Linked DNA regions of Mus musculus: regions 1 and 3 are each linked to region 2. Evidence: chromatin loops called from intact Hi-C (ENCODE). Cell type or tissue: heart. All regions are shown on one strand.

The links. A loop is a pair of places that touch in the nucleus more often than their neighbours do. Peaks named below come from ENCODE experiments on the same cell type or tissue, not always from the same donor. Only the 100,000 strongest peaks of a DNase experiment are listed, where the experiment ranks them.
Region 1: a loop joins it to region 2, with 17 times the contacts of the local background. A loop is called at or near these places in 6 of 42 quality-filtered maps.
Region 3: a loop joins it to region 2, with 13 times the contacts of the local background. A loop is called at or near these places in 8 of 42 quality-filtered maps.

Annotation. Positions count from the first base shown.
Region 1 is chr2:37,921,940-37,929,939 of GRCm38, reverse strand. All of the region lies in intron 13 of Dennd1a (DENN/MADD domain containing 1A), which reads left to right. Among named protein-coding and RNA genes, the nearest start is that of Crb2, 150 kb to the right of the region's middle. In heart, a CTCF peak has its summit at 3,987 (motif pointing left); no DNase peak of the experiment used is centred here; H3K27ac peaks cover 310 bases.
Region 2 is chr2:38,654,776-38,662,775 of GRCm38, reverse strand. No RefSeq gene overlaps it. Among named protein-coding and RNA genes, the nearest start is that of Gm36744, 13 kb to the left of the region's middle. In heart, CTCF peaks have their summits at 1,191 (motif pointing left) and 4,086 (motif pointing right); a DNase peak (open chromatin) is centred at 4,185; H3K4me3 peaks cover 753 bases; H3K27ac peaks cover 349 bases; H3K27me3 peaks cover 564 bases.
Region 3 is chr2:37,810,599-37,818,598 of GRCm38, reverse strand. It overlaps Dennd1a (DENN/MADD domain containing 1A), which reads left to right. Exons shown (of 23, transcript NM_001362973.1): 20 at 1,595-1,683. Among named protein-coding and RNA genes, the nearest start is that of Crb2, 38 kb to the right of the region's middle. In heart, no CTCF peak of the experiment used is centred here; no DNase peak of the experiment used is centred here; H3K27me3 peaks cover 341 bases.

The sequences.
Region 1 (8,000 bases), 730 kb after region 2:
AGTTGTTCTTACCTTTCAATATTTTAGGTAATAATCTACCAACATTTCAGTTAATAAAACTTTGAGATGCTCTTACTCCTAAGCTTTCTGGGTAAAAGAAATTCAGGTGTGTGCAGGAGCCTGACTCTAGGGGCCTATTTGTTCCACTGTGGGGAAAGGCCATTTTCAGCTCACTCATATGAGAGAAGCTGAGTGGGGCACACCGAAGCCCACATGATGGGGTGTGGTGTATAAAGGATTCCTAGAACTCGGATAGGGTAGTGACTAATTGCCCATGTTTCCATCTTGAACCCAGAAGGACTTGAGCAGCCTTAAGACACTACACTCAGCACAGATGAGGAACAGGGAAACAAGACTGGAATGAGTACCTGTGACCAAGCACAGGCCCTGTGACTCTATATATATCATTTGAATGGGGAAGCCTAGAATGGACCTGAAGTCTGTCTTTAGACTATTTCAATTGTGGAAAATACAAGCTTTGTTGTTGAGACCATTGCCAGTTGCACAGCTGAGGGATGGCTGCACTCACAGGACTACACAACCCTCACCCTGAAAGTTCTTATAATCTCCCATTCCAGTCAGCTGATCCTGAAAGTTCATTACCAGGAACTTCCTGTCTGTCTCCTGCAGTACTTAGTAACCTCTAATCTACCATCTATGTTCCCACTGATTTTTTTCTAGAAGTAGAATATCACTGTGTTTGTCCTCCTTTGTCTTAATTCATGTGACACAAACTCAAAGTTTATCAAACTTGCAATAGATATCAAAATGCCATCCCTTTTCAAGACTGAGTTATAGTCTGTACATGAACAAACCCCATTGTGTTTTCCCTTCATCTGTTGACTATTCACAAATGTTTCCTACAAACCTGGACTTCATAAAGGTGAGTAGTCTCACCTCTTGGCTCCTGTGACCAATTCTATGGCATGTGCACAAGCATGATGCCTGGTGTGGAGGCGCTGTCTCGTGGTAATACAGTGTTTAACATTGTGCTTTGAGGGGCTCAGATGGACTTTATACAGAGATGCTTCTCTGCTGAGCATCCCTGTCACCGTGGAACTCTTCACAGAACCCGTGCTTTTGTTACATGCTTAGCAGTAACTTTATGAAGCCCAGATTTGGGAAAGGCTTGTGAAAAGCTATCTTGTTTTCCCACCTGTGGGCAAGCAGTCTGGGAATTACAGCCTGAACCACCAGCCTAAGCCAAGGAAGTGCCCTAAGAACACGAGTTCAGAATAGACTGCACTGGGCTCCCCTCTCTCTTTCTCTCTCCTCCCTCTCCCCTGCCTCTGTCTGGACTACTAGTCATCTGAATTCAAGATCATGTCCTGAGAATGGAGTAGGGAGTGACACTCCCCTCCTGGCAGTGGGCTCTCAGAGCCACCACAGCAGCTCTGTGACTCTAGGGAGCTGAGGAGGTCACAGCCTGAGGGCAAGCATGGCTGTGGGTACCTGGCTTTGACTCTCTCATCTATTAGTGGATGCATTTGAAAGTCCTTCCACTCTTGAGTCTCACAATTCTTATCTGTAAGTGGAAATAGCACCTATTTTGTATGAATATTGAGAAAAATGTTATGCATATAAAACGCCTACACAGTGCCATGCTGATAAAGATACTGGCACTTTCCTGGATGACAGGGAGGTAAAGTGGGAAGAAGAGAGAAAGGGACAGCTGCACTCTAGCACAATGGCATGTGTGTGCAACAGGGCACCTGTAGCCATTCAGAGCACAGAGCCCACAGCCATTCTGACTCCACTTTTGAGCTAGCAGAGGAAATACATCTTTTATCTCAAATTCTGTGTGCCAAAATTGAATAAAATCTCACATTAAATGATTTCCTTTAATAAGCATTTGCTATTTGTTCATCTGTCATTGCTCCCAGCACTTACAGGTAGGTGTAGTTCAAGATAAGGACAATCATTTTTTAAAATGAGGACAGTCAGTTTTAAAAATATATTAAAGAAAATATAATTGGAACTTTTAAAGAGAGAGAAAGCTTTTGCCATTGAGGAAAGGACTGTGGTTCACCAAATCAGCCACAGCACAGACACTGGTACAGTTCTGGAGGCTTTGTACCTCAGACTCACACGATGAATCTAGAAGTAGATTGCCCAGTTGAAAAATGTAAGCCCCCAAGTGTGAGAAGATGTGAAAAAGTAAAATGTAGTAGCGTGTTACAGGTTGTCTCAGCAGAACACCAAACCCTCACTAGATTCCATTTGATAATCCTGCCTCCTTTCTCATGTTGTTCCTTTAGAATGAGTTTGACAGGCCTGGTGTCCCTCACGTAGCATCAGTCCATGTTCAGCCAGTGACTGTTAGTGAGCATATGAATGGCTAATGCCTGCTTTCTATGCTTGGAGTGGTGGTCATATTTTAGTGTAGCCACTTAGTTTTTTGTTTTTTGTTTTGTTTTGTTTTGTTTTGTTTTGTTTTGTTTTAATGTAGCCAGGCGGTGGTGGCACATGCTTTAATCCCAGCACTCAGAAGGCAGAGGCAGGCTGATCTCTAAATGTGAGGCCAGCCTGGACTACATATTGAGTTCCAGGACAGCCAAGGCTACACAGAGAAACCTTGTCTTCAAAACAAACAAACAACCAAGAAAGTATCCCCTACAACATCATCTGAGGGTACACACACAAGCTAACACACACAGCAAGCATATCAACATAAAACAAAGGCCTGGCCAGGCAGCTGTTTGGAAACTGACCAGAGTCATTTAGGATCTGGAAAGGATCATGTGTAAAGTCATCGTGCAGTCTGTATTCTCTTCTAGGTTATGTGTGCATGAAGAGAGCTTGACCCCAGGATTGGCTGTGACAGCAGTAAATGTATCTTTATTGGAAGTAGGAGCAAGCATAGGTGGTTACAGTTACCATGTTTAAATCAAACAGTTTAATTATATGACCTTTTGCCTTTTCAATGAAACCCTGAAAAGGAAATCTTTCTGATTCGTTTCCAATAACACCTAACAGTCTGCCTACATAGCCAGGCTGTGAGCTTCTCAAGTGCAGGACAGCATACCATTCTTTCCTACACCTGCATACAGTAGAGGACTGTAACATTCATGGAGCCATGGTGTTTGTGGTAATAATGATAAGTAGAAGAGAAAATGGTAGATCCCGATCCCCCCCCCCCCACACACACACACACTAGGCTTCCAAGCACATTGGTTTTCTAGGGGCCAGGTTGTTGGATACATTCTGCAGTAGATAATGACACTACAGTCTGTCACCACAGAGACCTGGTCAGGAGAGCATGAAGTGTCATGTTTGCACAAGTGTCCCTGACACAGAGCCTTCTCAATACCTAGGACATTCTCATCAGCTATCCTTTGAATGAATGAATGGTCCTAGCTCTTATAATCTCACTTTTTGTTTGGGATCTGCAAAGCAGTTTTGTTACATAGATCATTAAGACTTAAAGGAAAATAAAAGACTAGAACATTTATTCTGTTGGGGCTTTTAACGTACTACAGTCCCTTTGTTGTTTTTCAGTCCCCATGCAGAGAGTCAGATAGCCCCATTTTACTGACAAGAAACCGAGGCTGGGAAAGATGGCGTCACATTTGTTTTCAGAATGGCAGAACTGGGATCCAACCCCTCCATGTGCCTAACTGTGGGGGCAATGCACTTTGCTCTGCACACGCTCCACAGTGGGGGTGACCATATGGTCTGTGTTATATACAGTTTGGGGGCCTTTCTGAAGAAAAGCGAGTTGGTTTTCCTCTTAGGAGTTAGTTCCTCTAATCTGTGCAAATGTTTCTTGACAAATACAGGTTAAAATAACACCATTTATAAACTATTCTGCAAAGGGGAAATGTCAAAATTTTATATATCTTTTTAAAAACATTCCCTTAATAAATAATTTTAATTGCCTAATATTTTGTTGTTTAAATATTTGATATTTATAGTGATAATTGGATGAATAAGTAAAACACGAGTTTGAATACAGCCTTCCTCCTCTGTTCCTGGGCTGACACCTAGTGGTGGGAAGCTTTCTCACGGTAGCATTAGCCCATGTTTTTCATGGCTGTGTTCAGGCAATTTTAGGATTTTAAAAAATCAATTATTCTCATCATAATAAAAGTAAGTACATTCATAAAAGTTGACTTAGTAAAGATGCCTGTAACAATAGTTTTTATTTTAATTTGTAAATTAAATTTTTAAGTCAATTATTAAACCTTGATAGTAGAAAGTGCTACAAGCATTTGAAATGTATGACCCTCTGATGACCCTGGCCAGCTACCCACCCTGTCCTACACGCTAGCTGTTGTGCTGTGACAAATCAGACTCAGTCACTATTCTTTAGAACACTGCAGGGGAGGAGGCAGGAAATGAGCAGAGAGCTGCGGTCAGAGGAGTGGAGTATTGTGGAAGGTAGCAGGGATTTTCATGGCTGTTGGAAACAGGGGCACAAGGAAAGCTTCCCAGGGAAGGTGGCACCTGGATGGGAAACCCTGGAAGCAGGAAGGAAGCAGAGCATGCAGAGAGTCGGGGCCTGAAAGGAGCGTGGCATTGACAGGACGGAGTGTGACTGCGGATGAAGATGTCTGGCTAGCTCCCAGCCTATAAGAAGGCCAGGAAAGAATGCGCCCATGATCTAGCACTTCTAGCAGTGTTCCTTGAAGAGTTGGAGGTTGATAGGTTTCTAATCCCACAGACTTTGGAATGTCCATGACACCTATACAACTGTATTATATATTTATAGTGCACCTTATAGAAGCCCTGCAGCTCAGAAAAGAACAATGAAAGGTTAATTCTGCCTAGCCCAGTACTTTTCAGAAGCCCTTCCCTCCCCTGCCTGGCTCTTACTCCTCATGGCAGTTTGGGGGAAACAGTGTGGCTGATGTGGAGTGTGCAATTAGGATACCAGCTGTGTTCTTCCTACTCCAGTCCTGTCTGTGAAGCTTGGAAAAGGACAAACAAACTCATTCTTTTCCCAAAGCTTTTGTTGTCTGATCAGTTTGGGCCAACAGGTGATATTGAGACCCAATTCCCAGCCATCACTGGGCTTTCATAGCTTGGGGCCATAAGCTATGCTGTTTGTTCCCTAGGTCCGGTAACTTAGTCACATGTCAGGTTTTATCCTGGACAACAGAAAGGGGTAATAATACAAAAAAAAAAAAAATGGCTGAACACATTACAGAAGAGCTGTGACTCAAAGTGGCAGAGGGAACCTAGAGACCAGCAGTGGCTATGGTGCTGTTCCCAAAGAGGAAGACCAGTTGACTGGATTGAAGCATATAATTGAGATGAGACCCCCAGAAGCAAGATTAGGATATAGCACCTGCAGAAGCAAGGAGAAGCCTGGCATAGTGGTCTGGGTGCCAGAGGGGGCTGAATCACACAAGGACAAGCCGTTGCTGGGCAGCCTATCTACACTGGTAGTAAGAGTGGAGTAGCGGCATGCAAGCTTTCCCTTCCTGTGCGTCCCCCTCCATGTCTCACTGATGCTTTATTTAAGCAAAACCAGGTGAGCAGCAGACCCTGTTAAATGGCAGGTTGGCCATGTCTATGCAAAGCAGAGCAGGAGTATAGGGGCAAGTTTCAACCAGACACAGACAGTTGGCTATTTATGGACCCTCTTCCTTAGCAGTTAATACATGGTGAGTAACATAATGTAGCCCCTTGGGTTTTCATTCGACCTGATGCAAATCCAGACTCTACCTCTTCTACCTGTGTGGCTCCAACAAGTTATCATACCTTCCTGAACCCTGTTTTCTCAATTATAAATTAAGGAAGCGAAAAATACCTTCAGGCCTCAGTGATCTATGTCTGGCTTGTTCCTACCTCATTATGAAACAAGAGAGAGATATCTCAAATTTCTTGGGGCTGACCCAGTGCTAAACATAATGTCAGAAACCTGCACATGTTGATTGACTACCTCCAAACTTCAGTGAATTTGCTGGCATCTATTGCCTAGCAATGATCAGTGAGCAAATGTTCAATTTGTTATTGTATGTGGCCTCCTCCTAGAGGCTGGCAGGTAAGGAAATCTTATAAAACATACTCTGGGTAATCCATCCCAGTGTTAGAGAAGTTCTCTGTATGTATTATTGAAGCCATTTGGAACAAGTTAAAGAAAAATGGGATTCTGGGAGAGCCAGCGTTAAAAAGCTGTGAAGCCATGAGCACCCTCCCCCCAAAACCACAGGATTTTCATTTGTTAAGTGGGGCTAAGAATGCCACTGTCATAAAATTGCTTTGAGAATCAAATGCAACAGCAGATGTAAAGTCCCAGTCCATGTTCTTCCCTGCTTGCCACAAGAAGCCTTTTATCCAGCGATGCCCAAATCACCAGCAGTCACATTCCATGGAGGCGTGGCGGGAGTTTGGAAAGCCTTTAGCTGGAGATTATTTTATGTTTGGTTTGCTGGTCCCTGTTAGTGATGTGACCTGGCAGGTCTCCACTCAGCCCTGTTCTATCAGTGCACAGCCCACTGGTATTACACATATGCCACTTGCTTAGCCTCCCTTCGCCCATTCTCCTACTGTGCGGCATTTTTGCTCTCATCTTCCAGCATTAACAATGGCATGGAGGGAGTGAGGTTGTCCTAAACAAGTTCCCATCATCTAGTCCTGAAGGGAACTTTTATACTGAGGTGACTGGTGTTACCCTTCATGGACAAGTGTCAAACAAAAGTAGCATGAGAGAAAGGCACTTGATGCTTATGGGTTTCTACTGTTTTTCAGTTGTTTATATTTTCTTGGGTAAATATGCAGTGTTATGCCTGATATGCTAGATATAAAACTTGAAGCATGGAGTGTTGGAATCACTTAAACAAGTGGGAGCAACTGTTTTCAAAGGCTCTCCTCTACACACCTTCTTCTTGGTGCTTGGATATATAATAGTGAGCAAAATAAAGTCCCTGAGCTAGGTATGCACATCTATAGTTGAAAGTACCCCAGAGGCTGAGATGGGCAGATCCCTTGAGCTCAGGAATTCAAGGCCAGCCTGGATAATAGAAGAAAGATCCTACACATACCCAAAATAAATTATATCCAGCCTTCAAAACTTATGTATTCCAGGAAGGCATAGGTAGGAGCAATGAAAGTGAGTAAGGTATGCTTTAAATCGCAAAATGTACCCAAAAAAGCAAATGGAGTAAGAGACTGGCAAAAATGCCCAGGTGATGAGGTAGCGGCTGGGAGAGAAACTGGAACCTAGTGTGTCTGTGTCTACGATGTTGCAAATGCTGCTTGTGGTCTTGGTGATGGTTTCCAGAGCCTGGCATCTGTGCCCTCCTGTGGAGTGAGCCTTCAGTCCGCCACTTGGAATGTTATTGTTTGCCTCTGTAATATTTGTGTCACTGTTGATGGTCAAACCTTGCAATGCCAGGCATTACTGTAGTGCACAGAGTTCAAAGCTGGGTTGGATGTTGATGACCTTTCTCCAACATCCTACATAAGCTGCCTCTGGCATTATGAAAGCCATCAGGGAAGAAGCTTCCTATAGAGTACCAGCTTGATTTTTCCGTGTCTTGTGACCCGAGTAATATATAAAAATTTCAAAAACACAAGTTGCCCTAGTTTGCTTTCTATTGCTGTACTTAATGCCATGACCAAAAGTATCTTAGTGAGGAAGGGTTTATCTATCCCAGTCATAGCTGATGATTGAGAGAAGTCAGGGCAGAGACTCAAGAACAGGAGCCATGGAAGATCACTGCTTGCTTACTGCTTGCTCGCCATGACTTGCCCAGCCTACTTTCTTACCAAGGACCACCCTGTTCAGGGCGGTCCCACAATGGGCTGGGACCTCCTAGTAATCAAGTAATCAACCAGTAGTAAAGAAAATGCCAGTCTGATAGAAGCAGTTCCTCAGTTGAGAGTTTATTTTCAGATATGTCTAGGTTTGTGTCAAGTTGACAAAATCAGTCCAAAATTAAATGCTGGTAAGATCTTTTCTGTGCCCTTTATACGTAGAAGTCATTTTTCTGGCTAGAAACTGTGGCTTATACTTCCTTGAGTATTGTCTAAGTGTCTCTAAATCTGGCAAA
Region 2 (8,000 bases):
CCAAGCGGTTACCCATAGTCATGCTGGGAAAAATGAGTCTCTCGCTTCAAAGATGAACAAAGACTTCACCAAAGAAAGAGGACAAGTACAGAGTATGTTCAACACCAAGTGTGGGGGAGGGGAGCTGGCTCAGGCGGTAAGAATGCTTGCTGTCCAACATGAAGACCTGAGATCAGATTCACAGTATCTACTAGAAGCTAGCTAGGCTTAATGGTGTGTACAAGGATCTCAGCGCTCAGGGGGCAAAGACAGGGATCCCAGGGCTGGCCAGCTGGCCAAGCTGAAACAGTAAGGTCCAAGTTCAGTGAGGGACACTGTCTCAAAAAACCAAGGTGGCGAGCAATAAAGGAACATGCCCAACAAGCTGACTTCTGCATTCCATATTCTCATACAAGTACACTGTGTATATATAAAAAGAGAAAAATAAAAATAACTACCGGACATCGGGGGTGATGCTTAGTGCAGAATACTTGCCTAGTGTATACGGTACCCTTTGTTCTATTGCTAGCCATGAAAAGGAAGGAAGGAAGGAAGGAAGGAAGGAAGGAAAAAAAGGAAGGAAGAACGGATGAGGATGGACAAGGATGGACAAAAATGCCACAGGGGAGGTAGGTGGGCATGGTAGTGCACCCCTTTAATCTTAGCATTAAGGAGGAAGAAGGAGACAGATCTCTATGAGTTCAAGGACAGTCTAATTTATAGAGTGGCAAGTTCTAGACCACCCTGTGCTACATAGTGATACTCTGTCTCATAATAAATAAATAAATAAATAAATAAATACTATAAGAGAAATTTTCCTCTTCAGTTTTCATCAAAGGAATAAAACCACAACAATTTATATTGTTTTGTGGTGCTAATTTGGCTTTTTAAAAAGTCTCTTAAAATCATAAAATTCTGTGCTGGCAAAGTTGTGATGAAATCAGTAAATATACTTAGGTACTGCTACATTGAAAAATAACACAGCCCTCTTGGAGATTGATGGAATAGCATTGATAGTACTAAAGATGCTACAGTCTTTGATGCTGGGGATTCACACTCTATGGTAAATGCTTTGTGCATAAAAGTAGTGATAACAGAGCTGGAGAAATGCTCACTGGGTAAGAGCACTTGCTACTCCTAAGAGGACCCAGGTCCCAGAATCTACATGGCACCTCACAACCATCTGCAACTCCAGTTCCAGGGGATCTGATGCCCTCTTCTGGTCTTCCCGGGTATTACATGGACATTATATTATATATTATACTACATACATGCAGGCAAACATAAAATATTCATACCCATAAAATAAGAATAAATAAAACATTTTCTAAAAGTAGCAATCAGGATATTCTCTACAACTCTAAAAAATATGGTAGGTTCAAAGCTGGGAGGAATTTCTCAGTTGGTATAATATTTACATTGCAAGCACAAAGGCCTGCATTTGCTCTCTAGGAATCACGAAACATCCAGGCAAGCCAGATGGTGATGGTACATGCCTTTAACCCCAGCACACAGGAAAGAGAGGCATACAGGTCTCTACTCTACAGAGTGAGTTCCATGATGGACAAGGGCTACACTGAGAAACCCTGTCTCAAAAACAAAACAAACAACAACAAAACAAACAACAATAAAATCAACATGGATTTGTAATCCTTGTACTGGGGAGACAGAGAAAGACATGCCCCCTTGGATTCATTGACCAGCTAGCCTCGTCTAACTGTACCTCCAGATCTATGAGACACCCTGACTCAAAAGAAGTGGGCTCTGTTCTTGAGGATGACACTCAAGGTTGTCCTCCAACTTCCGTATGCACACACATGTGTGCTTGCACACACACACACACACACACACACACACACACACACACACACACGTGCATTGAAAAATGTAGCTCTGTAAATGCCCTGTAAATACACTGTGATATGTTCACTTGAAGAAATAACTAAGCCATTAAAAATGAAAATGATCGCCGGGCGTGGTGGCGCATGCCTTTAATCCCAGCACTTGGGAGGCAGAGGCAGGCAGATTTCTGAGTTCAAGGCCAGCCTGGTCTACAAAGTGAGTTCCAGGACAGCCAGGGCTATATAGAGAAACCCTGTCTCGAAAAACCAAAAACCAAAAACCAAAACCAAAACCATGAAAAATGAAAATGATCAAGACAACATAGTGCCAAGGATTGCAACCTATTCCTGTCATCCCAGCACTTGGGAGGGAGAGACAGGGGGATTGCCATAACTTGGAGACCAGCCTGATCTACAAGGAAATTCTAGACCAGCCAGAGCTACACGGTGAGACTTGTCTCAAAAAGGCCCTAAACCAAAACACAGTGTGATAAAGAAACTTCAAGTGGCCACACAGTAAAAGAACAAAGTAGGAAGCAAGAATTAAACCTCTGTGTGATAGAATTGCAACTAAATACAACTTCGCATGGGTTGGGGCAGATACTGAGGCTGCTGACCCAGCATTTGATGTTACTGCCCTCCTCCTTATCCAAGAAATGTTGATTTTTCTCAGCCTCCCTCGCAGTTTTGGGTAGTTCTTTTACCTCTGAAGTGGAACCCACAGGTTTTTGTGTGTGTGTAGGGGGCTAGACATTAGGGAAAATACTTTTTTGTCCTGATAAAGTGGGTTATCACAGCCTCAAACATCAGCTCCTCCAAGTCCTCCACCCCCACCCTGAATTCTAGTGCGATGCCCAGAGTTTCAGTAGCTCTTGTGACTGCAAACTAGAAGCGTGTCCAAAGGTGATCTATCTGGGTTGATGGAGCAGCAATATTGGTATTATAGACTCTGAATTCCTGACACTGTGGAGTGGCTCCCCCCCCACACCCCCGCTCACCTACCAATGAGGAAAGTAAGTCCCCATTCACTTAAAGCACTGTGACAGATATAAATGGGTGGTGTCAAGATGTAGAGCCAGGTCGACTGTGATTCAAATATCATTTTCCATAATCTTGTATTGTGTGGTTCTAGGCAAGCCCTTCTGTGCTTTGACACTACGTCAGGTTTTTCCTTCTTACATTTATTTTTATTTTATTTTATTTTATTTTATTTTATTTTATTGAGTGTATGGTGGAAGAGTGAAAGTGTTTCAAAATGAAGGGAGGGAGGGAGGGAGGGAGGGAGGGAGGGAGGGAAAGAGGGAGAGAGGGAGAGAGGGAGAGAGGGAGAGAGGGAGAGAGGGAGAGAGGGAGAGAGGGAGAGAGGGAGAGAGGGAGAGAGGGAGAGAGGGAGAGAGGGAGAGAGGGAGAGAGGGAGAGAGGAGAGGGAGAGAGGGAGGCCTTTCCCATGCTGGGACGATCCATGCCTTGGGAAGGAAGGCAGCCAAACGTGTTAGTGTGTAGTCATTTGTGGTGTTTTATCCAAAAGACTTTGGTTCTGGCCTCCCATTTTATTCTCAAAGGGCAGTCTGGGAGCCCTCCTCCTCCATTATTGTTCCCCACTGTGGTGCGTGCGTGTGTGCGTGGGTTATGAAAAACAGAAGGCAGGAGGAACTGGCCGACCTCCTTATCGCTTAAGAGTTTTAAGATGTGCTCTTACATTTATTTTTATCTTTTATGTGTATGTATGTGTCTGTGTGAGTGAATGCCACATATGTGCAGGTATCTGAGGAAGTCAGAAGAGGGCGTCATATCCCTTGGAACAGAGTCACAGGTTGGCTGTAAGGCAAAATATGTGTGTGCTGGGAACCCAACTCCTGTAGTCTGGAAGAGCAGCAAGTGCTCTTAGCCACTGAGCCCTCTCCAACCCCCATATATCCAGCTTTTGATGGTAGACCCTACAGATATGGATGTGTTGTACTAACTGTAAAATAATAGTCAGGATCAGTCTCTGAACTGAAACCATATCTGTGGCCAGGTCTAGTGACGTCTGCTTGCTACCCAGAAGCAGGAGAGTGGGAAGTCCAGCGTCAGCCTAGGTTACAAAGCAAGACTGTCTCTCAAACAACAACAAAAGGGAAGGGATGAGGGGAGTCAGAGGAAAAGCACAGAAGAAGAGAAAAAAAAAAAAAAAAAAAAAAAGACCACAGAGTTGGAGGCCAGTGACCAGCAATGGTCTGAGGACAGCTGTACCCTCTCTGCGGCTGCAGGAGGTGGCGGCAGGTGGCGCTGGTGGCGCGCGGCTGAGAGGGGCGCGCGGTAGCGGGCTCTGGGGGAGGCTCGGCAGCCACGGCTGTGACTCCGGGTAAAAATAATCAGGGAAGGCCAGCTGCTTCCTTGTCAGCAACCAAGAGGGAAATAAAGCTCACGTCCCCTCCAGCGAAAACCTGCTCTCCTGGTCCCCTGGCTCCTGCCACCAACTGCTCGACGGCCGCGTGCCAATCCGGTCTGAAAGCCTGCAAGCCATCCCGGAGAGGCTGGTTCCAACTTCATCACTGTTTCTTGGACAGCACGAGGGCGGGGGGTGGGGGAGGCGGAGGAGAGAGCTGGGCGTCCCCAGCCACTGGCCAAGGCTTTTTTTTTTTTTTTTTTTCTTTCTTCAACCGAGGCTAGGGCTCCGACTGGGTATCTCCAGAAATGGGCAAGGTACCCCTCATTGTCCCCAAGTCCCTCCTCTTGGCTTTGCACGTTTTCAGTATATCCTACGTTTGCTTTTATCTCCCTGCATGGAGGTCCTGAGAGTCCATAACATTTCTGGTGCTAATGGTTCTGGAATCTAGTGCCCTTCAAGCAGAGGTACTGGTCTCTGTGAGGACCAGGGAAGTCTGGTAACAGAGTAGTGTCCCCTCTGTTCTTTCAACCCTCTCCAACACACTGAACCCCCTCCAGCCTACTAGGTCCTGAGCTGCTGCCTGGACCTCCAAACCTCCATACCCCCACATAAACCTGGCATACTAGCCCGTGCCTGTAATCTCAACCTAGAAGAGATGAAGACAGGAGGATCCGAAGTTCAAGATTATCTTATATAAAGAGAGTTCGAGGCCAGTCTGGGCTGTATGATAACCCTTTAAAAAAAAAGTTGCTCTTTTTTTGGTTTGTTTTTGTAAGAAAATAATGGGAGCTGAAAATGATGGCTTAGTGGTTAGGAGCACTGGCTTTTCTTCCAGAGGACCCAGGTTCAATTCCCAGCACCCACAGCTTACAACTATCTATAACTCCCGTTCCAGAAATTCAGCACGCTAATACAGACATACACTCAGGCAATGTACATTTTAAAAAAATACATAATTTCATATGTCACAGTTACTCTCAGCATTCAGTACATTAATTTGCTGTCTGGATCTGTCACCTCAGAGCAGGAGGTTGTACCATAGAGCAGAGTGGTGCCAGCTAACCCATCTGGGCTTGTGTGTGAGTACTGTGATGTCCACACAATGACAAAAATCCCCAAACGATGTGTTTCTCAGAACCCGCTGGTCTCCCATGTGAACGTGTGACTATACTCACAGGATGCAAATGCAATTTTAATTGATAAAATATTAAATAAGTGAAAAATAAATAATAGAAATTAAAAGCTGTTTTTTCCTGCCTTAGTCTTTTAGGGATAGTAGCCCTGTCCTGATCTGGGGAAAGTTGTGCATTGTCTACAGGGAAGCTAATTCTGGGCTCATGGTCCTAGGCAGGAACCCGGAGGGTTGTCTACTGATAGACTCTTCACCAGTTAGCCCACTGGAGACAGGCGTGCAGGGTGGAGTTCTGAGCCGGAGGGAGGTTTCTATTTCACCGGTTCAGTACTTTGGACATCTGATCCATTTGTTTCTGGCAGGTTTGTTTGTTTGTTTGTTTGTTTTTACATTGCCCCAGAGAAAGCTTGTCACAAGGACCAAGGGCTTCACTTCATCCCTGGCTGAATGCGGTGGAAGCTGTTGAGGTGGACATTTTGGAGGCTAAGTAAGTGGAGGGAGAGGGCAGGGAAGGTTTGGGGAAAGAGCCAAGGCAGAGGTGAAGGAGTTGGGGTGGCAGATCAAAGAGAAACCAAGTGGTCACAGCTGGAGCTGCAGAGGTAGGCTTTGACCCCAGTGTAACTCTAGGAGTGCCTGGAGGTGCTGGCTTGAATGTACTCTCAGGAGGTGGCCTTAGAGTCCCTGGTCCTTGTCCTCTTGACCCACACCTGTTGGCTCCAGTGACCTTCCCTGGAAAAGTCAGACTCATACCAGAGGGCTCCTTCGTGGTCTTAGCTCAGGAGCCCCTCTCCAAAACAGACTCTGTCGTGAAGGGAGAGTACGGGTGTGTGAGCTATTTGAAATAACTATTGAAGGTACCCATCACTCCCTACGAAGACAACCCACTCACACAGACAACCCACCTACCTCTGGAGAATTCCCCTTCTCTCTGACGTCTGGCCAGGACAGCAAACAGGTTGCACAGAATTCATCTGATCAGTCCCGAACCATAGTGTGATCTGTGCCTTTCAGACCTCTATCTGGGAGGCCTTTTGGGTGAGAAGAGCAGAGCCCCTAACTCTAGGGCTTCAGAGTTAAAAAGATGTGACGACAGGGGCCACTTGTGATCAAATAATAAAAAAACTTGAAATACAAATGAGACTTAGCACACAAACACACACACTTTTTAATGATTTAAAAAAAAAAGTCTGGTGATGGTCAATCCTAAGCACAGTGGCTTACGGAGGTGTCTGGGCGTTTGGCTAGGGGCTGGTAAGGAGCTCTGCCTAAAACAGCCGTAACATGGCGGTAGCTTCCTCCTCCTAGGTCATCCGCTCTCAGGATCCCACTTTGCGATTGCTGAGGACTTATGTGGATCCTGCTTTATGCCACCCCAGGGAAATGGAGAGGCTTAGGGAGTGTCTGGACCTTTGAGTACAGCGGTATAAATGAACAAAACAGGATTTGGAGGTCCTGTGAGAAGGCTCAGTGGGTAAGGTGCTTGCTGCCAAGCCCGATAACCTCAGTTTCATTTCCAAGTCCTACATAGTGGGGAAAAGATTTGATGCTGGATTTGTTTTTCTAATTTCACTGTGTGGGCCCTGGCACAGACACAGACACAGACACAGGCACAGACACACACACAGACACAGACACAGACACAGACACAGACAGACACAGACACAGACACACAGACACAGACACACACACAGCCACAGCCACAGACACAGACACAGACACAGACACAGACACAGACAGACACAGACACAGACACAGACACAGACACAGACACAGACACACAGACACAGACACACAGACACAGACAGACACAGACACACAGACACAGACAGACACAGACACAGACAGACACACAGACACAGACACAGACACAGACACAGACACAGACACAGACACAGACACAGACACACAGACACAGACACACAGACACAGACACACAGACACACAGACACAGACACACAGACACACAGACACAGACACACAGACACACAGACACAGACACACAGACACAGACACACAGACACATACAGACACTTGCACAGACACACACACCACAAAATAATAAATGTGATAAAATTTTATCTTTAAAAACCACAGGGAGCTATAGTGTGTCCCGAGCATCGGAACCAGCTGCCATATCATTGCTGGGCTTGGCCATGGCTCAGGAGAAAGCAATTCTGGCTGGTGCTGAGGCTGACAGCCTGACATGAAGAGGTGGGTCCTGGGAAGCCACTGGCCCCTTTCCTGACTTTGGACTCTCATCCATGAGGAGTTACAAGGACCACAAATAACCTAGAGCCACATACATGATGACTTTGAGGTCTTGTAGGTAGGAGCCTAGCAGGACTCTGCTGTGCCCTCTGCTCTGGGTGCTGCCTGCCTTCCCTAAGAACCTGGAGTATCTGCAAGTAAGCACTCACACTCAAAAAAGGTCCAGTTCCTCCTCAGGCTTTTCATGGGCTCCCTGCCAGCAAGGTAGGTTCAGGCACTCACAGGGTCACCCCTTCCACCTCATGATTGATTGATTGATTGATTGATGGATTGATTGATGGATTTGCCTTTTCTGTATGTCTGTGTCACACTTTTTTGTTTGTTTGCTTTCGTTTGCTTTTTATTTTCGGTTTTTGAGACAGGGTTTCTCTGTGTAGCCTTGGCTATCCTGGAATTCACTCTGTAGACC
Region 3 (8,000 bases), 840 kb after region 2:
CACTTCCATATGAGAGTGGGGACAGATATAGCCATGTATTTATTCGGCAAATGTTGACCAAATGTCTGTTGAGTGGCAGGCACCTTTCTAATAACAATGACAACCACAGCAGTATTTACTGCTGTTAGATTCCAGACAGTAACATTGGCCTGTCTACAAATCTTGCTGAAGTTCCACTATGTACCAGGCACCTCACAGGATGCTAAAAGGATTAAGACTATCTGCAATCTATCTTCTTACAGGCACCTCCCCTCCTTCCTTTTGCTATTGATAAAAGGGGGCATCTCGATCACAAAGAAGCAGGCAAGCATTTCTGGAGCTCACACTCTGTGCAATGTCCACACCAGTGTGTTACCCACACCCTGTGGTTAAGTCTTAACAATAGCTCCGTGGAAGAAGACAGCATGTTTTGTGGAATGTTCTTGGCCTTTACCACATCTCTGATTTGCCAAAGACGTCTGAGCTCAGACTGGCCGCTCCACAGGAAAATCTTTGGTTTGGTCAGACGTGCGCAGACCTGAGGGTTCCATGAGACTCTATCGAGATTGGTCTTGTATGCAGCCAGCCTCTGTAATCTTGTTCCTAAGCCATTGTTTTGTGTCGCCCACCAGTTGCTGGGGGGCGGGAGGGTTGTTCTGAAGAAGGGTTGTTGTAATGGAGTGTGGGCACTGTCTTTCTCGTCTGTCAGCCAGTGTCTCATTGCAGCTGCAGAGAATGCATGCTCCCTATACCTGCTGCAATGCTGGCTCATCTGCATGAACAGCAGGAGCCACAGAGAGACATTCTCAGCTCTCTTCCCAATCTCTGTGACATTAGAAGTGGTCAGAGGTGATGGTACCATACACAAAGTCACATAATACTGATTAGACCAAATGAGACTCATTCTAAGAGTACCCAGAAATTCACAGCCTAACATCTATCACGGGCTCTGATGGGACAAGGAAGTGGGCATCCTTTCCTCTGTGGCTTCACTATTGTGGCAGCTCAGAATAACCCATCTACCCACAGTGTAGTAAGAGGTGAGTGTAGGAAGCTGCCTGCTGCCCTCGTGTGCCCACTGCCACCGTAAGCTGTGCTTTGTGCAGCATCCACTTTAGCCCTACTGGAAGACAGGGCATACGGTACCCTGAGAAGCAAGTTGGCTTAGCTGGGCACTCTGTGGAGTTGTCAGTTGCTCCCTCCTTCCCTTTAGAGAGGAAAATAAGTATCCTGTAATTCAGCTGTAAAAAAGTATTTTGAGTGTGAGTCCCCCAAACAAATGTGAGTGGAACCTCTTTGTTCCACACACTGAATTCCATAAATAGGGTGTTGCTGTTCTGCCTCCCATGTTGTTCACACCTCAGTCAGCTCTCTGAGAGGCCACTGGGTCTGCAGATGAGGAGAGCCTTTCTGGCTTAAATTCCAGAGAGCATATATATCCATATGCTGTATGTTAAGTGGTGGTGTTTACGTAATAACCAGGAGACCATGGTAGCCCAGGCCTGGAGAACCTGTAACCAAGCCCTCTGGGGCTGTTTACCCAAATGTTCACAGTGGACCTGTGGGGCCTTTTTAACTCACTCCTTCTTGGGGATTTCCCCATGTTCATCCTTAGGTACGGCCTCCTCGTCCACATGTCGTCAGGAGACCCAAGAGCAACATCACTGTGGAAGGCAGGAGGACATCTGTCTCAAGCCCTGAGCAGTGAGTACTATTGCTCCCTCTCATCTCTCCCCAGGAACCCAATGAGCCAGAGCTTTGTGGTGACCAAGCATGTAGCCCCAGCCTTCCTCTTGGAGGCTCCTTTGAAATGCTGAGCAGGTGTTAAATAAGGCCAGACAGGGAACTTGGTCATTGGTGTCAGAGTCTGAGCCTCTGTTGTCACATCAGGAACCTGGGCTGTGCTTTGAGTGGTGCAGCTCAAAGGCAGTCAGCCACATTCCAAAGGAAGCCCCAGGCCTCTTAACACTGAAGAGTCCACAGGTGAGAGTAAGCTGCCTTGTCAAAGAAGCGTTCCTGCAAGGCCAAGCCCCATTGTAGGCTTACTGCTCTTCAGTCTCCACGGCTTGAGCTTATCAGAAAGCATCCTCACCATTGCTCTCTCCTCAGCCATAGCACCTGTGCTATTAGGCCTTTCCTTCAAACTTCCCCCTGACCTAGAGGACCTCTGGACACCCTGTGACCCAGCCTAGAGCCAGCTTCAGTAACATCTTGAGTGGCTGTTAGATAGATGGGAGATGGAACCTGCAAGCTGTAGACAGTTCCAACCTGGAGAGAGAAACACTATTTCCCCTTGTCCTGGTATGCATAGCCCTAGGCTCAGCTATTCACCAGCTTCCTTGGATATCTTTAGAAATACTGTAGATATCACAGATCCATCTTGGCCTAGGGTGGTTTGAGGACTGAGGGGGAAAAACTATTCTTTGTGTGAAAGGGAAGAATGCCTCTCTTTGCAAAGAAGTGGTGCCAAAATAGAAATGATTCCAAAATGTCAGGCTATGGCCTACCTCAGTGTACTTCATTTCTCCCATAATCCTCTGCTTTATAGATCCAGCCTTCCTGAATGGTAAAGACCATTCAGGGAGAACACCAGAGTGGGAAAATATATGTTTATTTCTGGAGATGCTTGGATATGTGAGATTTTGAAGAGGGGATACCTGAAGTGAGGGCATATTTAACTTGGGCTCTACACATTGCTGTGGTGGACATAGTGAGGGACATCTCCTTTGCCGTGGCTTATGACTGCCCCCTTGTGGTGAGAATGCTGCATGGCTCTGGGTTTCCTCTTGCCTTAAAGATTTCTCTTGGAGGGAATGGAATTAGCCACCTCTTCATAGCTGATCTAAGTGTCCTGGGATAGAAACCACGGACCTGTAGCTATTGAGTCTTAAATTAAGGATATCCTTGTATAACACACGCACACATCCCAGACTGGCAGCAGTCCACATCCTATGGAAACGCATTCCCCACTTTGTGGTCCTGATTAGAGATTGGACTCACCACCCACATTTATTTATGCTGTTCCTGTTCCAAACCCAGTGACAGGAGTAATTCTTTAGTGTGTGCAAGAAGCTGGCTGTGTCAAGAAGGTAGCTCTTCCTGGTAATTGCCCTAGCCCGGTCGGCATCACTTCAGTATTTTCGTGTAATGTGCCTGTCTTAGATTTCTTTCCAGAAAGCATCAAGTTGAGATGAACTGGGCAAGAGTGTGGGGGCTGGTTCAGAGGGCTGGCAAACACAGTGACAGGAATCAAAAGACACCTCACTGCAGCTCAGACTGGCCAGCGGGTAGCAAAGGATGTTCTAAGACGTCATCGCTAGGGTTTCTCTTCACATTTTCTTAATGAGGAAGAGGCGAGGCTGTATTCTCATCATGCCAATGACATTTCTGGTGCCACCCGGGTGTTTTCCTGCATCTCTTCCATGCTGCCATCCTCTACCCCCACCCATGCTCCTCCACTTCCAAATGCCATGTCACAACAGCACTTGGATGTGTTTCTCTCAACTGTCACCAGCTCCAGCTGGCAAGACCAAGTTCTTGAAACACAGGAAGCATCCAGCGGAAAATATTTTAATAAAACAGACTCCTCAAATATTGTTCTGGAAGGGAAGGAAAACAGCGCCACCAATCTGTCAGCTCCATGTTGGGAGAGTTGGAAGGAGGGGCTGGGAGGCAGGAGCCAGCATCTAGTGGTCTTTGTGGAGGGTGGCTCCTGGTGGTACACGTGGACTCAGGGCCTGCCCTTTGAACCACTGTGACTTGTCTTGAGTCCTAGTTCTTTATCTCTGCTGAGGATATCAAAGTGTACTGGGCTCTTAGAGGGTTTAGGCTGCAGCTGAAGGGGTGACTCCTTCCTGCCTGTCCCTGAATTCCAACATACTCAATAGTTATCTCTATTCAGCAAGATGGAGCCTTTTAGGAGTTGGGCACTCTGAGGCCCACCAAGCTCCAGCAGTAGCCAGCAGCTCTCAGCTGAGATCCGTTGCTTCCTTTCCTGCTGACACATTTCTGCCCATTGCTCCCTATCTGCATCCATATGTGCACTCATTCAGTAGACATCTCTGAAAACCTGCTAGGCACACATCAAGATGCCGTCAGAGGGATTCCCATGCTGATTCATCTGTTGACTTACATCTGCCCAATCTGAGAGACCATCTCAGAATGATAATATAGAGAGCAGTAAGAGAGGACATCTGAGGTTAGCATCTGGACTCCACACATGTACCACCGAGGCAAGGGCCTATGACCACATTGACATCCAGGTGTCCCCGTATTCCCTATTAGAAGGCTGCAGTGGGATCAGGGGCGGTAGTCCTCACTGAGTGGCTAAGAATATAGGGGGACATCATCTGTGAATAGCCCCTGATTCATCTTCATGGTCCTGAGGTTAGAGACTTGCAGATGGCAGTGGACCTAAAGTGCCCTGTTCTGACCACCTACCCTCTGAGCTCTCTAGACTGCATGGCTTGTTTCTCCAGTCACATGCAGATGTGAATTCTGCTGGCCACACCTATTAGTTAAGTTTCCTCATACTAAAGAAGAGCCCAGATTCAACCAACCACGGAACCGTAAGCCTGCTCACCTCTCCCACCAGATCTCTCTTTTTAAGCAATTTTGCTTGTCAGAATGGTGCAAGTGGCCTTAAAGACAGCCTAGAGGTCAGGAAGGAGACAAGTTCACTCTGATCACATGACTTTGACTCGGCCACACATAAGTATTTGTGTACAGTGCCCTCCAGGCTCTGCCTAGTTATCTTTTTGGAGCTCCTTAGTCTTTGATATCCAATTGTACAGACTTGTCCCTTGTATCTTGATAACTCCTGTCATTTGTGACTACAAGCATGTGTGTGAAGGGGAGTGTTCCTTCTTAACCTGTTCCTATACTATACTTTTAGCTTTTGTTCCCAAGATTTCATTCATTAGAAAAATGCCGGGGGCTTAGAGATGGCTCAGTGGTTAGGAGCACTGACTGCTCTTCTCATAGTCCTGAGTTCAAATCCTAGCAAACCACATGGTGGCCCACAATTATCTATACTGGGATCCGATGCCCTCTTCTGGCGTGCAGGTGTGCATGCAGATAGAGTACTCATATGTAAAATAGATAGATAGATAGATAGATAGATAGATAGATAGATAGATAGACAGATAAATAAATAAATAAATAAATAAATAAATAAATAAATAAATCTTCTTTTAGAAAATGAAGGAAGCTGCTGGGGTAACGCCCCTGCTTGCTGAGAGTCCTCTCATTGTATGTCGCTGTAAGACATGGAAGTGACAGCACCGTCCATGGAAGGCTGCATGCTAGGTTGGCACTTTACACATGGCAGGTCACTACATCCTCGTGAGAAATTGGGAGGTAGGGGACTTGAGCTGTGTTTTATGGTAATGGCTGAAAGTTCAAGAGGTTGATCCTGCCCTTGGTCACATAGCTAGTTAGTAGCACCACTGGTTACACAGCTAGTTAGTAGCAGAGCTGAGCTTCAATTCTACCTCTTGAAAACGAAACCAGTACACCCATCAGTGCTTCGAATATGTCTGTCCTGTCCAACTTAGTGGACAGGAACCACACTGCCTCATCCCTTGTACCAGATCTGCATCCCTTGGGTTCTGAGCAGCCAGCAGCACTGGAAATTCTCTAGGTGGGAACAAGTGCAGGTGTGCCAGCCGCATAGACAGTCTGCACCGATTGGAGCCCACACTGCTGAGTGGCAGCAGTGCATTTGTCTCAAGTGTGCTTTGTGGCCCCTGTACCAAAGCCTCAGAAGGTGAAAACGGATTGGAAGCCATTGCCAGAAGCATTTTGTGAGGACCGTGACCCAAGTCTGCATCTCAGAACACTTCCTCTTGTGTCGCTGTACAGAAGACAAGCTACCCTAGCACTATGGACGTGCTTCACATCCGTCAGTGTCAGATGTCAAAGGAGCCAAGCCCTTTACCTCCTGTATAGCCCAGCACTACCCCAATGCTAGAGTTGGTCATTTGGACAGAGGCCTGGTGCACAGGTGGACTTCCCCATGCTCAAGGTGGCATCCCAGTCTGCCACCTTTGAGGTGCCAAGGCTTCACTTCCTGACAGTATCCAGAGAAGCCACAGTCACATCCTAAATAGGGGGACACATGACCTACCATTCCTCCTCACCTCTTCAACAATGGCCAGTCAGCCCCCAACACCCTGACGGTTACATCACATCACAGACTTTCTCCCTGTGCCCGAGCCCAGAGTGTGAGCCTACACTGATAAATTTCCTCTGGATACACACTTGAAGGCATTTGTTTGTAGAAGCATACATGTAGACAGACACACAAACACACACACTCACACTTATGCGCACACGCACATGGACATGCATATACACATACCTGTGCTCCAAGCTTCTCCAGGGAGAAGTTATATACCTCAACCTTGACTTTGACTGCCAAGCCAGTGCTTATCCAGACTTCTGCTCAAAGGTGTCTCCCGAATGGAGGGATGTAGGAATTGGTGAAGGCAGATGCCTGCCACTCATAGTCCACTAACCCTGGAGATCAACCAGGTGCCAGTAAACAACCACAAACACCTAATGAACATTTACTGTGTGCCAGGTGTGCGTGGAATGTAACTGTGAGGCTGCTAGCACCTCGCCTCCTCTGACCCTGCAAGAGCTGGAAGCTGCCACCAGCCCAGCAGCAAGTCTCTAGGATGCCAGCTGGGCCTGGGCCCCAGGGGGCAGGGGCAGCTGTCTTGGTGCTACCCCCTGGCAGGCTGCCAATTCCCACTGCCTGAGCAGCCAGAAGTCCAAACACCTCACAGAAGGTCACAAACCCAATTAGCAGAGTGAGAGGCCCCTGACCTGACTCACTGCCCTCCCCAGTGGATTCTGGGTGGTAGAGACAAAGAGAAGCCTGAAGCCAGATGAGGCACTGGAACCAGGATTAGAAAAGCAGGAACCAACAGAAGCCCTCATCCAAGAGTGTGTAAACTGGCGGTGTTGCCACGTCCACCTCTACCCCCACTTGACAATGGCTAATGGTGACTAGAGACAGCAGTAGTCCATTTGTTTCAATGGCTATTTATGTGACTGAGTGCAAAAGTCCAGTCAAGAAAAGCTGCGCTCACGTGACAGCATCCTCCACACACACACAGGGAAGCCATTTCCCATCTGCTGTCACTACAGGGGAAGCCTCTAGGAGTCAGCCTCCAAAGGCTGTACCACTTAGCTGAGGCCTCACCCTGGCGTAATAGCTTGTTGGTTAACCATCCCGAGCCCAGCCAGGACAGTGTGAGCCCCTTTCAAATACAAAGGAGCCAACCCACTAGCAAGTGAAACAACTTGCCCTGGGACTGACCGAGTCACACCCCTAGGACTGCCAGTGCCCCATCTCCTGCCTGCTGCTGCCATGGTCCTCAGGCAGGCATGGTTGTCCTAAGGGCAAAGGGCTGAGATAGGTGTCTCCATTCTCCCTCCCGATCTCCACTTTCCCTCCTACACAGACCCCCAAAGAGTAACAATGTCTTATTCCTGTGTGTGTCCACCTGGTAACTTGGCAAGGACCATCTCAGGCCATGCTTAGACCATATGTCAATGCCATGCAGGCATTAGAGAATTCTGTTGGAAGAAAGGATGGCCACAGTGGTTGCATTAGTGGAGACTAGAAATGTCTCCTGTTCCTGATGCAGCCCAGCCACCTGGCCACACATCACCTCCGCCTACCCAACCATCCATCCTTGTGCTATTCTGAGGCCACCAACCCCAGGTCCTCCCTCTCCTGAACACCCCCATCCTTGATGCTCTTAGATGCATTCCTGGCCATCAAGCTACACTTACTCTGCCCAGGATCAAAGTGCGGAGTCTATACCATTGTCCAGGGATCCTCATCGGAGAGTCTGTGAGCCATGGGTACCCTGATCCTCAATCCCTGACCCCTGATCTCCTAGTAGAGCCAGTCTCCAAGGGAGTGGAGTGACCTGGGTTCTTGCTGATGACAGTAGGAATTATCACAGGCAGCAGAATACCCTTGTTCTGATGGTGACTGGTGATGG